2 separate regions of the Homo sapiens genome follow, and region 2 is linked to region 1. A link is a loop called in an ENCODE intact Hi-C map of the cell type or tissue named here. Cell type or tissue: PC-3. All regions are shown on one strand. Each heading gives the region's core, and the rest is flanking DNA. Links, peaks and the distances in the headings are about the cores only. Region 1 has its middle 73 kb from the start of RFX3-DT. Region 2 overlaps GLIS3 (GLIS family zinc finger 3).

Evidence for each region. Peaks named below come from ENCODE experiments on the same cell type or tissue, not always from the same donor. Only the 100,000 strongest peaks of a DNase experiment are listed, where the experiment ranks them.
Region 2: a loop joins it to region 1, with 3 times the contacts of the local background. A loop is called at or near these places in 6 of 110 quality-filtered maps.

The regions. Positions count from the first base shown.
Region 1 is chr9:3,737,211-3,745,556 of GRCh38, reverse strand. No RefSeq gene overlaps it. Among named protein-coding and RNA genes, the nearest start is that of RFX3-DT, 73 kb to the right of the region's middle. In PC-3, for the core only: no CTCF peak of the experiment used is centred there; a DNase peak (open chromatin) is centred at 4,636; H3K4me3 peaks cover 788 bases; H3K27ac peaks cover 3,499 bases.
Region 2 is chr9:3,853,914-3,862,259 of GRCh38, reverse strand. GLIS3 (GLIS family zinc finger 3) reads left to right here. Exons shown (of 11, transcript NM_001042413.2): 9 at 6,076-6,251. Among named protein-coding and RNA genes, the nearest start is that of GLIS3-AS1, 41 kb to the left of the region's middle. In PC-3, for the core only: no CTCF peak of the experiment used is centred there; DNase peaks (open chromatin) are centred at 3,119 and 4,359; H3K27ac peaks cover 5,310 bases.

The sequences.
Region 1 (8,346 bases), core at 96-8,095:
TTATCATCTGTTGTGTTTTGCTTCTAAGATAGGACAGGTGCTCTCAGTAGGGGTAGAGGCGGCATTATGGAAACTTTTTGCTCAGGGCCCACTCATGTCTTTAAGGTTCAACTCAAATTCTAATTATTTTTTTAATATCTCTCAGATTACTCCAAAAAGTCTCTCTTTCCTACAGGTATTCCCATGGTGTTTTTAAAAATCTCTGATGTTTATTATCATACAATAGCCATCCCCAAGTTGATGGCTTAAAGGAAAAACATTTTCTTGCTCATTAGTCTGTGTGACAGGAATTTAAGCAGGGCTCAGCAGGGTTGGCTTATCTCTGCTCTGCGAGGTAATAGGTGGGGGTGACTCCACTGGGGTTGGAGGATCCAAGATATCTTGATCCCATGTCTGGTGCCTCAGCTGGAGAGGCTGGGATCTTTGGAGGATGGCAAAGTCTCACTTTCTAGAAGGGTAGTTCAACTTCTTTTCAGAGTAGCTCAAGGCTCCAACAGAGTAAAACTGGAAGTTCTTAGGTCTCTTAAGAACTAGGTACTGAACTGACATGATGGCACTTCCATGCCATCCTATGGGCCAAAACAAGTCACATGGGCAGCCTAGATTCAAAGAGAGGGGAAATGGATATGACATCTTGATGGAAGGTGTGCCATGCCCAGATAGGGAAGAATAAATTGATAGTGACCATCTTTGCTGACAGCCCACTACAAATTCCTTTGTGGCTCTGTGGTACTCTTGTTCCTAATATTCTCTTATTATTTGTCAGCCTACACTATCATTCTGTGAGCTTCTCAAAAGGCAAAGTCAAAGTCATATCCTTTGCAGTGTCCTGCCAACAACAGGGTCTCAAAGACTATTTGGATAAACAAACAGATTTGTATAGACTGGGGACAGAAAGTGGGGGAATATATTGCAGAGAGCATTGACTTTGGAATCAGATGATGTGGGTTCAATTCCCAAATTTTGCATATATCTGTGAGCTCTAAAAGTGCTTTTACTTTTTATTTCTGTTTCCTCAAGTGTAAATAGAGGTGATGCTACACAGCTCATAAAGTGACTGTTAACAGTGAACAAGTTATTGTTTGTAGAAGTGCCTCATCCATGGGGTAAGGTTGGGGAAATGAGTCTTGTTCTCAACTTTTGCTTAAATCCTCTCTGCTCTCCTCAAATGTTCAGACACATTTCAACATAGTTTTTGACACATTTGAGGGAAAAAGCTTTCTCAGTAAGTGGTTAAAAGTAGAATAATATTTTAAACACAACCCAGGATATAACCACATTAGAAATAAATGCTGTAATTGGCACTTAGCAGAGATGCTGAGGAAAGACACTGCGGCATTGTCATTAAGCCCTCAGGCACAAATGCACATGTGGATATCAAATTAAGTGTCCAGTTGTACCAATGGTCATTGTTTTTAGGAGTAGCTCTCATGTCCATTGCTGACGTATCTTTCAGAAAACTGTCTATGATCTGTCCATAGATTACCCTAGCAAACCATAACTAATGGACACACACTAGAGGACAAAAGAAGGAAGTAGGGAGATGCTTAATATAATGGCCTTGACATCATAAAGAGCAAAGAGCCATCTCTCCCTGACTAATTTTCAGTCAATCTCCTGTGCAAAACCAAGGACAAATAGCAGTTACTCACATTTCTTTAGTGTAGTAGTTCTCAACATTCTCAGTCCCAGCTCTCCCTCTAGAGAGTATATATTTTGTGTTGGCCCTTTCACTATTCTGAAATTTCCTTCATAGATAAAATAGTTTATCTACAAGCATAATTTCGAAAACACCCATATAATGCTTTAAGTGTACTACAAAGACAGTGAAGAGTAAGGTGATCTATAATCAAATAATATGTGTTTCAATATGTATATATGTAGGTACAACTACACTAAAGAGAATAATAAAGTAGTCAAATGCTTATATATACTTAAAATTTGTAAAGTTTGAAATTAAGATAATATTCAACTAGTATCACTCTAAATTTTTTACATGCTTAAAATAAGGGTAATATACATATATGTGTGTATTTATGCATGTATGTAGATGCATAGATATGTGTAGATATGAATATTTGTGTTTATATATAAACAAGTTCATAAATCACTGTGAATACTAGTTACAAACAAAAATTGAAACAGATGTGTTACATTTGTGACTCAGATACCACAAGAAGCATCAATGATGTAAATTACAAAATGACAAATAATCTTTGGAAAAGTTCTGAACAAAACTAAATTCTGTATTCTTTCAATTTACGTGGGAATTTTCATCTGGAAAATTCAGTGCATGTTACAATCATGCAAAACGACTTGCTGTTTATATGTTAAACCAAGTAAGGATCTACGCTTGGATTATCAAAAACAAGTTCTTCACTTACCAGAATGCCTAGCTTCTCAAATTGAAATAGTCTTGACTTTAGAAAATTCACTTGAGGCAGGACAATTCTTCATCATACAGGATTGTCTGCCCATTGCAAGGTATATAGCACCTCTGATCCCCACCAACGGAATGCTCCCTAAACCATGGGTGTCCAAAAGCATTTGTATTAGTCTGTTCTCACTATGCTAATAAGGACATACCTAAGACTGGGTAATTTACAAAGGAAAGAGGTTTTATGGACTTACAATTCCACATGGCTGGGGAGGCCTCAAAATCGTGGTGGAAGGCAAAGAAGCAACAGCAAATCTTACATGGCAGCAGGCAAGACAGGGAATGTACAGGGGAACTCCCCTTTATAAAATCATTGGCTCTCATGAGATGTATTCACCATCACAAGAACAGCATGATCATTTCAAACGGTGTTGAGGGACTATATTAAGGGCTGCAGAGCCAGCACTGCAGAGGTTAGGGTTTTCTGACTCACAGAGCAGGGATGTAGTTCTCTGTCCGGCTATGACTTCTGTCTTTTCCTCATCTGGTCTCTTCATTTTTGCCTACCTGCTGGAAATGGTTGGGGCTGCTCTGAGCTTACAGCAGTTGTTTAAGGGGGAAAAATGACTTGATTGCAAGATGCCTTGAGCTAATTACATGAATTACACCAGTTGATATAGGTTAAGTGCTTGGAATAGTGCCTCGCATGCAGAAAGTCCATAAAGTTAGCTTAATAAGTGTTAGCTATTACTACCAAAACATTTGAGAAAAGACATAGGTCTATGACAGTGATGGTGGAGATGGTGATAACTGGCTTTCTTGTGTGATCAAATTTAGTTTCAACATCTTTGTTTTGATCACCTACTATTTACAAGTCTCTGTACTAGGGCATTCTTTGAATAGAATCCAGTCTTTGCCCTGAAGGACCTTATTAGTGGTGTTGGGGAGAAGAGCTGAGGTGAGGGGGAATGAACAACACAAATAAAAGATATAGAAAGATAAATGTCTTGAGAGGCAGAAACACAGTATTATAAGGCATTAGGACTTCCAGCTTCTGCTAATAGCAGGGATCAAAAACAGGAAGAAATCACATTAATCTAGAAAGAAAGAAAAGTTGAGGTGACTCTGAATGATGGTATTTGAAAATGGAATTGAAGGAGAGACCCAGAAGGATTAAGAATTACAAGAGGAAATTGCTGCATCAACAAAACCACCAGGAGGTTTTGGGAACACATTCACCACTGGAATTAGAAATAGAGTCGCTGTTCCCAAACCTGCTAAACGTGAGGATCACCTGGGGAGCTTTAAAAATAGAGATTCCTAGGAGCCAGCCAGCCTTACTGAATCATAACCTCCAAGAGTAGGTCTAGAAACTTGTATTCTTTTATAAACTTCTCAAAGAAATTCTACTCATCAACCTAATGTGGTCCTCAGACCACCAGCGGCAGCTCCCGTAGGTATGTAGGAGATCCAGGCTCTCAGACCTACTGCAGCAGAAGCTCCGGGACTGGGGACCAGCAATCTGTGTTTTAAGAAGCCCTGCAGAGGATTCTGAAGCACGTTAAGTTTGTGCAGAGTAGAAAAATGTCTGTCGTCAACTGTCATCTTGGCAGTAAGGGAGTCAATGAATAAACGGGTGACAGAAAAGTGGAGACATGAGATATTGACACAACCTTTTACCACTTTTTTTCCTTCCCCTTGTCCCAGAAACTTTAGTAGTGAAGAGTATGGAAAAAAAAATAAGGTGGAGTTCTTCCTCTCCATTTAAATTATTGTAGTAACAACGCTAACATTAACAATGCTAGCTACTTCCAGTATATTTTTCTCCAAGTCTCATAACAACCTGAGAGGGAGGTTGATATTATCTCTATTCTACCCATGAGAAAACAGTCTCAGATATTTTAAATAATTTGCCCAAGGTCACACAGTTAATAATTAGCTGACCTGAGATGTGAATCTAAGGATTTTTCACACTATGCTGAGCCGCCTCTCCTCTGATCTTTCTGTGATCAGGACAGTAGATTTGGCAGGGAATTTAGAGACAAATACCAATCTCCTAATTTTGGACACCGAAATCTAAGGCCTAGACATGTAAAGTGAATTACCCCAAATTATTGGGCAGATGGGTGGCAGAGATAGGGTTGGAAGCCAGAGAGAGTGTCTATATTCCAGCCTAGGGCACTTCCCGATTGCCACGTTCAAGTTCATTCTCAAACTGCTGGGACACTTGTTACATAATGTTTAAATTTATGTAGGAATGTGACTAATCCACATTCTTTGGTATTTGATCAGATGTACAATATAAATGAGGCAAGCACGTAATTGAAAGACTCAAGAAGTGGGAAGGCTGAGGAGTCCTGTGATACAGAACAACAATGAAATGCAGGCTGCATGAATATTTTTCAAGCAGTTATGGCTATGAACTACGGTTTACTACCTCTGCCGAGATCAGTTCATATTACAGCTAAACAATTGCGGAGTTATGTGGCATCTATGTCTGACTAGTAGAGGATTTGGTAATTACTAATCTTCCTAATACCTTCATGTGTGAATCAAGCAAAAATTAAATATTTGCTGTATTCCTACCTGTCTCCAGACAACTGTCTGAGTTGTTCAGCAAAGCAGTGATCAAAGCAATCTGTTCATCATTTCAGATTTTCTCTTTTAAAAAGTCATTAAAGTTTATTTTTTTGCTAGAGAAAAGATAGCAAAGATAGCAATGAATAGAATTTCCTTTCTTAAGAAGCACCTGTCATTTGAAGAAGCACAAAGACCGTAAAAGGAAAATACATATTTTTAGTCATAGTTTTGTGTCCTTTTAATTATAATTATCTTAGAGCTCTGGTATGAAAAGATAGAACGTTTCACTAAAATAGATGAAACAGATCTTCTAAATGATGCTACTAAAAACTGTTTAATATATTATTATGTCTAGCTGGCTTTAAATGTCAGACAATAATCGCCAAAACTTTAAAATGTGGTGATCTTTAGGCTGCCTTTGACCTGAAATTTTAAAAGGCTAACAAGTGAGAATGATAAGATTATCGAAACAAATTTACAGACTTCAAGTTGAAGTCCTTGTGGGTCAAAGAATTTGCTGCAGCATGGATCCGCCATGTTCATGTTTACAGCTGGCACTGCTAGTAGCCTTTGCAATACCTATACCCCAATACCACCTCCTTTCTCTGCTTTCTTCTTCCAACAAGAATACTGTTTTTATTCAGGTGTGCTTCCTCCTGGGTATCGCCATATGGCAGAGGGTAGGTCTCGACTGGTGTCAGCTAATCACATCAGTCTTATCTAACTTGCCAGTAACTGGCTGAAGACCTGGTCAGGTAACAGGATTCTGGCCTTTGAAACATGAGGGCAAGGCTGTTGGGAGGATTTCTGGGAAAGGTATCTCCAATCTTTGAAAAAGATAAAGAGATGGCTCATTTTCTGCTTCTGGGTGTGGGACTACAAGCAGAGTCAGTCCAAGGAAAAGTGAACGTGTGGAGAAGAACAGAAGTAAGAGAGATATGGGGAACAGAACTTGGCCCTGATCCTGCTGTACCCAGAAATACCCTTTGTACTTCCTGCTTAGTGAGAAAGTGAATTAGTGAATTTCCTTATTGTCTGAAACACTGGTTTTCAAAGTTTAGCATTCATCAGAATCACCTGGAGGGCTGTTAAACCACAGATCACTGGGCTACACCACCAGAGTTTCTGATTCAGTAGATCCAGGGTAGAAGTGGAGAATTTGCATTTCTAACAGGGTCTCAGGTGATGCTGATGTTGCTGGTCCAGGGTTCATACTTTGATAATCACTGGCCCACAAGTCAATTGAGTTGAGTTTCAATTACTTGCAGCTGAAAGCATCCTAATTTATATGCCTAGGTGCTGAGAAACACATAAAGATGTAAAAGCCTTCTGCCTTCCCGGAAGTTTCAAGCCTGATTTATGTTAAGCTAACTGGGAAGAAGCATTCTATCCTGCCTTTCCTTTCCATTAATGATGACACTCTGTATACACACATTGATCAAAACCTTGAAACATAACATATTTCTAGAGTAAAGAACACAGGAGTTGGAGTCAGTCTTGGACTTAAATGAGAGCTCTACAATGCTGACTTTACTTGTAAATTACTTGGATCGTCCAGGTTTTCTGTTTATAAATGAAAACTAAGACCTTATTCTATAGACCTGATGGGGGGATTAAAAGAAATAGCATGCGAAATGCTTCTAACATAGCACCTGATATAGGGTAGGTGCTCGGTACACATATCCCATTTTTATTTATTTTTCTAACTTCCTAACTGAAATATAACATATAGGGTAAAAATGAATAAATTAGAAAGTCCTCATTATCTGAAACTTTGTTATCTAAAATCCTGTACTTAAAAGGTTTTATATGGAAACAAGCGTCTTCCTAATGCAAAAATATTTACTAATGAATTGCCCACTTATTAGTACCCATTCAAACATCCTTCCCTCTTAAAAAGTAGTAGCTATTTCTATACATCTGTCATAATATTTCTAGATGAGTCTCTACTAGATAGTAAAGTGTAAATATCTGGTAGTGAACTTGATTGCAAATTGAGGTTGCAAATCTTGCACATGGTACAAGATTTCATGAAGTTAATTAAAGTGCTATCAGAAAATTAATCATATCACACTGAATGTCCCTGACAAATGAGGGTCTGGCAGAAGTAGACCAGTGAAAATTTTGAAGTGAAACATCTGGAATTTTGATGCTAGGATCAGGTATTTAAGAGAATGATGTGGATACCAAAGGCCTAAGAGAAGCTCTTAGTAAAAGTGATGCACATTTTCAAATATCCTCCCCATGATCACGTAGCCAAAGACAAAAAGAAACAAAGAATGTCCTATTATTAAATCATATTATATTCTCATTTCAATGTCATTAAATTAAATAATCAGCACTTAACTCATTCTTGGCAAAAAAACCCTAATAAATAATGGATATTATAACCTAAATTACATTAAATATAAAATAAAATATGCTTTCACAATTTTAGTATCATTTTTCATGGTAAAATTCCACTCAAAACTTCCCCCTTACCATTCACTATAAAAACTTGGTCTCTGCTTTAAGTAGATTTGCTTTAAAATATTGAGGGAAACAGATATCAAGAGAGTAACGTGTTGTTTTGTATAATACCTAAATCCTGCTCAGGAGAAACTTCCAGTTACCTCCCAATATCTAGTCTTTTCTTCTCCAGTAGGAACAGAAATCTGAGTTTTAGCTGGGCCAGTGTTGTCCAGATAATAGCTACATTTCCTGGTCTTCTTTGAATTTATAGTCTGATGAGATGTAATACAAGTGTTTTGTGAGAGTTCTAGCAAAGCTACTTAAAAGTGGAGAGGTGTGCCTTTTTCTTTCCTTCCTTCTTCCTGCCATCCTGGAGTAGGCAGGAGCTCCAGCAGTCATCTTGGACCAAGAGGGGAAAACCACATACTGAGGATGGTGAAAAGGAAAAGTAGACATCTGTACCCTTGAAATCACCATGGAGTTTTCATACCAGTCCCCAAATACGTACCTTTGGATTTTGTTATATGACAAATAATTATTCTATCAAAACTCCTGTTATTTGGGGGTTTTCTGGTGTTTACAGCACAATTCTATCTCACATACCCTTTACCTTTTGCTGAAAATATATTACTAATTTTTGAAGTGCATGTTCACGCATTACTTTGGACTATTAGGGTAGGGGAAGTGGAGTAGTGACGTGTGGGGGTGGGGAAGGAAAAGTCTCAGGTTTGCTTCTAAGTAGACTTGCAAAAAGGAAGATAGTCATATTTAGTCATCTGATTTAGCTTTGAGTATAAATGTACTCAATAGGTTGCTTTTGTAGATTATTTGCATCTTATTTTGTTATCTTTAGTCCACCATGTTTGATTAAGTAAGAAGAGCCTTTGTGATTATCCAATGCAATATCTGTCTACTTCAGGAATCTTCTCTACAACACC
Region 2 (8,346 bases), core at 78-8,077, 120 kb before region 1:
ATTCCCCCCTCACCCCACCACTCATGATTGCTTTCCATCTCCGCTAGAGAAGTCCTTCTTACCTTTGTGACTTTAAGCAAATTATTTTACCTCGTTGGGCATTTGTTTTTTTCATCCAAATAAGATGGTGCTCCAGTGCCCTTTCCAACTAAAACATTCTATAATTGTATGAATTTGTGGACTCAGGATACTCCACTGGAAAACCCAGCACCAAGATATGAGACCTATACACAAGACCAACATTAACTACTTCTAGAACTAGAAAATCAGCCACATGAGTAAATGCTTCACTTTCTTTTTTAAATTTAATTTAAGTTAAGTTTAAGTTCTGGGATACATTTGCAGGATGTGCCGGTTTGTTACAGAAGTAAACATGTGCCATGGCGGTTTGCTGTGCCTATCAACCCATCACCTAAGTATTAAGCCCCGCATGCATTAGCTATTTTTCCTGATGCTCTCCCTCCCCTGCACCCACTAACAGGCCCCAGTGTGTGCTGTTCCCCTCCCTGTGTCCATGTGTTCTCATTGTTCAGCTCCCACTTATAAGTGAGAACATTCAGTGTTTGGTTTTATGTTCCTGCATTAGTTTGCTGAGGATAATGGCTTCCAGCTCCATCCATGTCCCTGCAAATTACATGATCTCATTCCTTTTTATGGGTGCATAGTATTTCATGGTGTATATGTACCACATTTTCTTTATCCGGTCTATCTTGATGGGCATTTGGATTGATTCCCTGTTTTTGCTATTGTGAATAGTGCTGCAATGAACGTACACATGCATGTATCTTTATATGATTTATATTCATTTGGGTATATAATGGAATTATATACCCAAAGTAATGGGATTTGGGTACATAATGGGATTTCTGGGTCAAATGGTATTTCTGGTTCTAGGTCTTTGAGGAATCACCACACGGCTTCTACAATTGTGTAACTAATTTACATTCCCTCCAATAATATAAAAAATGCCTCACTTTCTGTTGAGCCTTAGTGTTTATATCTGAATAGTCAAAGAAGGAAGGAGTCTTAAGATTTTCTAAGAACTCTATAGACGTTCTAATACATTGCTGGGACCACAGTCTTACACAGCTCTCGAACACAGGGATACATGTTAATGTCAGGGATGCCTTAAATGTACATTCAATCGATCATTCCATAAACATGTGTTGATCACCCGGAAGGCATCAGACTTTCATTGTATTAAGTACTTTGATATTCCTGACTTCTCAATTTAAAATTATTCCTAATCCACCCCGCCCTTTGCTGTCTCCATGTTTTTCTCCATAGCATTCATTTCCTCTAGCCCAGTAGATACATTGCTTACTAAATTTCTTCACTGCCTGTCTCCCCTTACTAAAATATACGTTCCACAAAGACAGAGATATGTGTCTTTTGTTGCTCTATCCCTAGTGCTTAGAACAATGCCACACATTTAGTGCTCAACAAAGACCCCTTGAATGAATAAATGTCACCATGGACTTTAGAACCTTCAGTGAAAGTTGAGATAACCTTTATTTTATGCTTGAAATTGATCCTGGGAAAAGGTGGGGAATTTACTTGTTTACCCAGCTAGTAACAGACAGACCCAGCATCCAAGCCCAGGTGGGTGTGACTTCTGGCCTGTCTGTCTTCTCCTTTGCCCATCTGCTTCTCCTGCCATTCCCACTTTTTCTGCACATGAACCTAAGCAGTTCTCAGTGTCTCAGGGTCTACGTGTCTCAGTTGGGAGCTACTGATATGAGAAACAATCTAAGTTTGAATGCTGTTGGGCCACCCCACTGCATGGCTGGGGAGTTCAATGATAACAGGGGGTTGGGGCTGAGCAAGCAATGGAGAAGGGCATAGAAGGGAAGGAGAGTGGCCAAGTAAATACCCCCAAATAATCAGACATTCTTTAAGATAGGTGGAGATACATATTTGCAGAAATGTTTTAAATGTTTCCTCATCCCCCAGAGGTTTTTTTTTTTTTTTTTTTTTTTTTTTTTTTGACAGAGTCTTGCTCTGTCACCCAGGCTGGAGTGCAGTGTCACTATCTCAGCTCATTGCAAGCTCCGCCTCCCGGATTCACGCCATTCTCCTGCCTCAGCCTCCTGAGTAGCTGTGACTACAGGCACCCACCACTACACCCGGCTAATATTTTGTATCTTTAGTAGAGACAGACTTTCACCGTGTTAGCCAGGATGGTCTCAATCTCCTGACGTCGTGATCCACCCGCCTCGGCCTCCCAAAGTGCTGGGATTACAGGCGTGAGCCACCACGCTTGGCCCCCCAGAGGATTTTTTATGAGGTTTTAAAATCTGTTCCCCTTCCCTTTCTTTTTTTCTTTTGCATGCCATTGCTCATGGTAGGGTTATACAAACTCCTCTACCAAATGAGTGGAAGTGTTTGACTCAGTTATCTGGTTAGCTTTTGTGCGATCTGTTTCTGGTAAGCAGTAATTTTTTTTTCTAGTCTGTTATGTGCCTATTTAACAGAGCAATCATCTATTGTTTCAAAGAAGTATAAAAGGCTAAAGAAGAGACTAATAAGCCATGTCCAGTGAAATCTCTGAAGTGTCAACTGCAGATCAGCAGCTAGAGAACAGGGTTGGACCTAGAAAAGATGTCAGAAGGTGTCTCTTCTGGCTCTTGGACACGCTGTAACTGAAGATGAATGGGAGTGATGTCATCTTGATCTGACATAATTGGGGAATAAGATACTCCATAAGAGGGAAAATGGCAAATAACTATAATTTATCCTCGGCATTACAATGTTTTGTTTATTTTAGCATCAAAAAAATTTAATTTACCTTCATTTGATTTAAAATAAAGTCTCAGTTAACTTTTGGGGACAGAATATTCAGAACATATTCATTTTGATGTGTGTGTGTGTGTGTGTGTGTGTGTGTGTGTGTGTGTGTGTGTGTGTGTTTCGAAGAAACAGGGTTGGAAAGTAGGTGCAGACACTTAGAAAATGGGGTTCTGAGTTCCCCATCCTGCCTCCAACAATAGTGAAAACAGTTTATTTTTGCTTAGTGAGCATCTAAGTATGTGTGTTTTCTGTTTGTTTGTTTGCTTTTGCACCAAATAAATAACCTCAGACTACTTGTTAGCTTGTTGAGTCACTCTCCTGGCATCTCTCTTGCTGAGAGAAGAGTTGTCCATTACTGTGTTTTGACATTCCCAGGGACCTTACCTCAAACAGGAAGACTCTCTCTTCATCTTCTCCATGCCTCTCCTGTCCTCTCACCCCTGATTTTAGTTTACTATTTCTACTCTACTATGAGCTGGTTAACAAGTAACTAACTTTATAAATATTAAATTTCAATTAATACATTTTGAAAGATTTTAAGTATGGTACTATGTGGTGTTTTTACACAGTAACAAAATGGATTCTATCTGCCGTACTTGAAAATCAATCCTATATATACACTTACTTCTTATGCTGGACTTTTTAGTGGTGGCTTCCTATCTACTTCCTTGTTCCTAGCAATTGTCTGGATAATTGTGATCACTTCTTGTCATATTTTATTTCTCTACATGTATAAAAGTTAACATTTTTGTACTATTTCTTTCCTTTTCAAATCAAAGCCTACTTTAAATGTGTATTTTACTTAGAATAGTTTATATTTAAATTTCTATTAATACTTTATATGGGGTGTCATACTATGTTTTGAAATTATATTAACTTTATATTGTATAAATTCATTTATTTGACTAACATAGAGGAAAATTCAGCCTGAATTAGGAAAAAGCAAAATCTTGAGTCAGTTGAAGCCATGATATTTTATTCCTTCATGTCCTTGAGATAGCAGTGCTAAAACCATGGTTTGTACCTATCATATTTTTTTCTTTATTCAATGATATTATTATACTGGGTAATATTTGGTAGTCAAGAGAGCATGGCCCTGGTTTGGAACTTCCATGGATGAGTACATAAGAATGATTTTAATCAGCATATAATTATATAGAATCATATATATATAGGATCTAGATATAGATCTACTTGCTGACTTGCCCATTCACACATCTCTGTGTCCCATCAGTCCTCAACAGAAAGAGGATAGCAGATATTCCAGAAGAAGGGACTGGAAAACCATCTAGAGCAAGTTGCATCTTTGATTTACAACCTAGGAAACAGAATTGGGGAGCCGATCAAAGGATCTTGCTCCTTTGCCCCAGAAAACAAAACTGGGACACCAGCAATGACTGTTAAATAGTACCATAGGTTGCCTTGCAATTCAGATCCTTCCCGCCTCCATCTCTGGGGATCTTTAAGGACCAGGGGATTTGGGATTAGGTGTTAACCTGGATTCCTTCTGCCCCTAAAGTCTATGATCTCACAATTGCTCATCGCTCTCCCACAACCTCAGAGCAACTTGTAAGACACGTTAAAAACACGTTCCCCCAGAAAATAGCCTTCATATGAGGAATCCTGGCAAATGAGTTTTACTAGATGTTCTCAGGGCAGTGCCAGGATTTGTTTGCTGTGTTTTCTCTCAAGCTATTCAGCAGATCTTTTCAGGGTAATACCAGTTAAGATGATATGCTCAGAAAATGTGTATTTACTCAGCACGGTGCAGTCACTTACTATTCTCTTTCAGCAGAATGAAGATGTAAATGATCAATTAAACAGGCATCCCAACCCAGCTGGTTTGTTTAAGCTCCTCGCCTTGACTTCTTTTCCCTAGAGGTTAGCGAGTCCTACTCCTACTTTCTTGGTTCTTACATTCACTTTCTTCTATAGTCTCATCACACCTCACATGGGAAAAGCAAAAAGAACATGAGATTTTTGTCCCATGCTTTCTTACTGCTACAGTACAAACATAGAAACTCTGCCTTATTAAATATTCTGGTTCAGAATGTTTCCAATCACTTTATAAGCTTGACTAGTTCATCTTCCCTTTTTATCATCTATGGCCCTCCACAAAAGCCCAGCAAAGTTAAAGCAATTTGTTCCTGTGAAATAAGCAATGTAAGCAGATGGTGACCTATACGTGTTACTGCAAAACAAAGCCTGTCTTTCTACACAGTGTAAGGAACAGCTGATTAAAAGTTTTCAGCTTACTGGGACTTTTTGAGGAAACTAAACAATTCATTTGCTGCTTCATTTTACTGCATTGACAGACTTCCTGCTCCTTTCTCCCCTATATTCTGTCAGTCCCCTACTGAACTGGCACCTGGAGGATCATTTTGATATTTGATAGACATTGCCAAACTGTAACATTGTTCTAACAATTACATCTTGCCTTCAATGTTAGAAAGCATAAACTGTCATTTTAAACATAGTGAGTCAGGTCTTTCCAATTTTCCTTCACAATTGGAAGATCAATGTACAATCATCCATTTCATATCCCAGGTTTCTTGACAACATCTCCTTATTTAAACATCAACATGTCCCCCACCCCAGAAACCACCAATAGTCTTACTGTGATTGGCGCATGTGACTCCTACATCATCTTCCTATCATACCCTCAGGAACACTCTTTGCCAAGCACGGAGCCCACGCAGATTTCGTGGGTTGTGGGTTTCAAGCCATACTTGACCTTCGAGGTTTAAGTTAATTCATTCTTGGCAAAAGCAAATGCATTGTTCAAAGAGAATAGGATTAGAGAGGCTCATAATAAAGACTTGTAACAACACTTCTTGGACCTCAGATATATCTTACAAAACAAACAAAATGTTTGTGAGCTAAGTGTAAATGATTCAGAAACATACGGATCAAATTTCCCCTTAAATGCAAATAGATTTTAAAAATTAGCAGAAAAAGGGCTTGGCAAAAGATGTACTTTGAATTTCACCAAACATAGTGTATTTGAAATGCAGCTTAGAAATCTTGAGAAACCCAAACTGTGAGTAGGTTTTCCCTTTATTGTACTTGTTTATTCCCTCTGTATCTCAGTTGAGAACTCAGTGGTTAAATGGCAGTGGGGAGGGAGAGAGGGTAGAGAAAAATCCTGAAAGATTTTTTTTTAAAAGGCTTGTTGTCACGCTCTTGTATAGCCAGAATGGGAGGTGAGAATTTGGCTTTGGAGAGTTTGTCTTTGTTCCTGCTGTTTTATGTCCCTCATGTTTCCTTTTATAATTGTTTTCTCAGGTTTGCACCTTCTGCTCCATCTCCTCACCACATCAGCCCCCGGAGAGTTCCAGCTCCTTCTTCAATACTGCAAAGAACACAGCCTCCCTATACCCAGCAGCCATCAGGTTCACACCTGAAGTCCTATCAGCCAGAAACAAACTCTTCTTTTCAACCAAATGGTATCCATGTCCATGGTAAGCAAGAAGCTGGCAGTCCCTTGAGTTTTGAAAAGTGACATTGTGCTGTTGCTTTTCATCTTAGTTACCTGTCGTGGATTTCAGATGCTCTGTTCTACACCAGGCTTAGGCTTTCATGACTTGCCTCTAAAATTTCACACTTGATAGGCATGAAATCCTATGGTATTTTCCTGACTTTGGCCTGATGATGGTATGATTTATGACACATCGCACTGGTCAGCTCAAGTTGCTGGTTTTTTCATTGGCCAGGGCTCTAACACCAGCAATAGCATCCTGTTTCTAAACAATAGACAGCCCATGGAGAAAGAAATGACAGGAGTTCTTGTGCCCAAGCATGCCTCTGCTCTGCTAGGTTTTTGCTCTCATTCTCATAGGTCCACATCCTCTCCGTCCTTCAAGGCGCAGGTGGAATGACACCTCCTCTCTGAAGCCCTTCCTGATCCCCCAGCTGATGTCATCTCTCCAGGCTCTAAACTCTGATTTTATATCGCCTGTCTTTCTCTGGTAGTATTTATGCTTCCTCTACCTTGTGTTTTACTTATCTGTGAATAAAACATACTTTCACTATTAATGTGCAGACTTCTTTGTGAGCATTTTCTGACCCATCAGAAAATTATATCTTTTAGGGAACTTAACACAGCTCTTCACAAGTGGCAAAGAGACAGATACTTGTTAGGTGAATGGAGGATGAAAAGGAGAAAAGGAAAGCAAGAGAAATGGTAATGATTGTCTAAATGTGCAGATCTTGTGTTTAATGGGGAATATGCATAGAGAACTAAGTCTTAGTTTCTTTTCTTTATTTAGACTCATTTTGCCATTTCAGGCACGTATCTTAGTGAGCATCCATAGAAAGTTGAATTGCCAAGTCATATAGATTTGAACTGTCACAGGCTTTTACTTCCTAGGGCAATCAGATCTGTATAAGCAGAAGAGATACTGTCCTTTTAGGCTGAATGTTTCAACTTCTGAAAAATACTACTGTCCTCTACCTGCCTCTTGCTGATGCCTGAATTTTCTCTGTATGAGTTATACTTGAAATTAATGGGTGATGTTCCCAAACAAACAAATCTAAATCAATATGCAAATTGAGTGTGAATAATTTTCTAAGATGGCAGAATCAACTAGTACTATGGAGCTAGGCTTGGATAAGAACATCAAAGTAGGCTGGGCATGGTGGCTCACGCCTGTAATCCCAGCACTTTGGGAGGCCGAGGCGGGTGGATCATGAGGTTAGGAGGTCGAGACCATCCTGGCTAACATGGTAAAACCCCATCTCTACTAAAAATACAAAAAAAAAAAAAATTAGCCAGGCGTGACGGCGGGCGCTTGTAGTCCCAGCTACTTGGGAGGCTGAGGCAGGAGAATAGCATGAACCCGGGAGGCGGAACTGGCAGTGAGCCAAGATCGCGTCACTGTACTCCAGCCAGGGTGACAGAGCGAGACTCTGTCTCAAAAAAAAAAAGAACATCAACGTAAAGGCCTGAACAGCAAAGACGAGGTGATATTAAAACAGCAGCCAGCTGTAGGAAGGAAGAGACCTTGAAAAACCAGAGCTATTGGTTCTGGCTCAAAGTTCCGTCCATCTCATCTCCCCACTTCCCCAGTGTAGCCACACAAACCCTCATCAGAATTTGTACTTGTACCATTCTGCAGGCCCATGGTCATTTTTACCTTCTGCTGGCTATACATTGTTTCTCAAGCTTTAGTTATGTATTTATTCAACCAAGAAATACTTCTTGAGTACCTACTGTGCACAAGACAAGGCATCAAGGCATGCAAAAGACAGTCAAATTGAGCCCTCTTCCCTCTGAGGAGGGCCTGCCAGTCCAGTCGAGGAGTTTATCTACTCTGAAAGAGAACCAGGTCCCCTGTGCCATGAAGCCATCCTCACCACTCCAGGCAGTAGATGCACAGCCTGAGTGTGGGCTATGTGAAGTGTAGAGTAGGCCATTGATTCTAAGACACAAATTCTTCACCTTCACATTTTAACATCGCTGAAATCTGGACATAGCTCACAGTGGCATCATATAATTGGCAGTGATTTTTCTTTCTGGTGCTATCTAGAGTAATGGAGCATTTCACAGTTGATGGT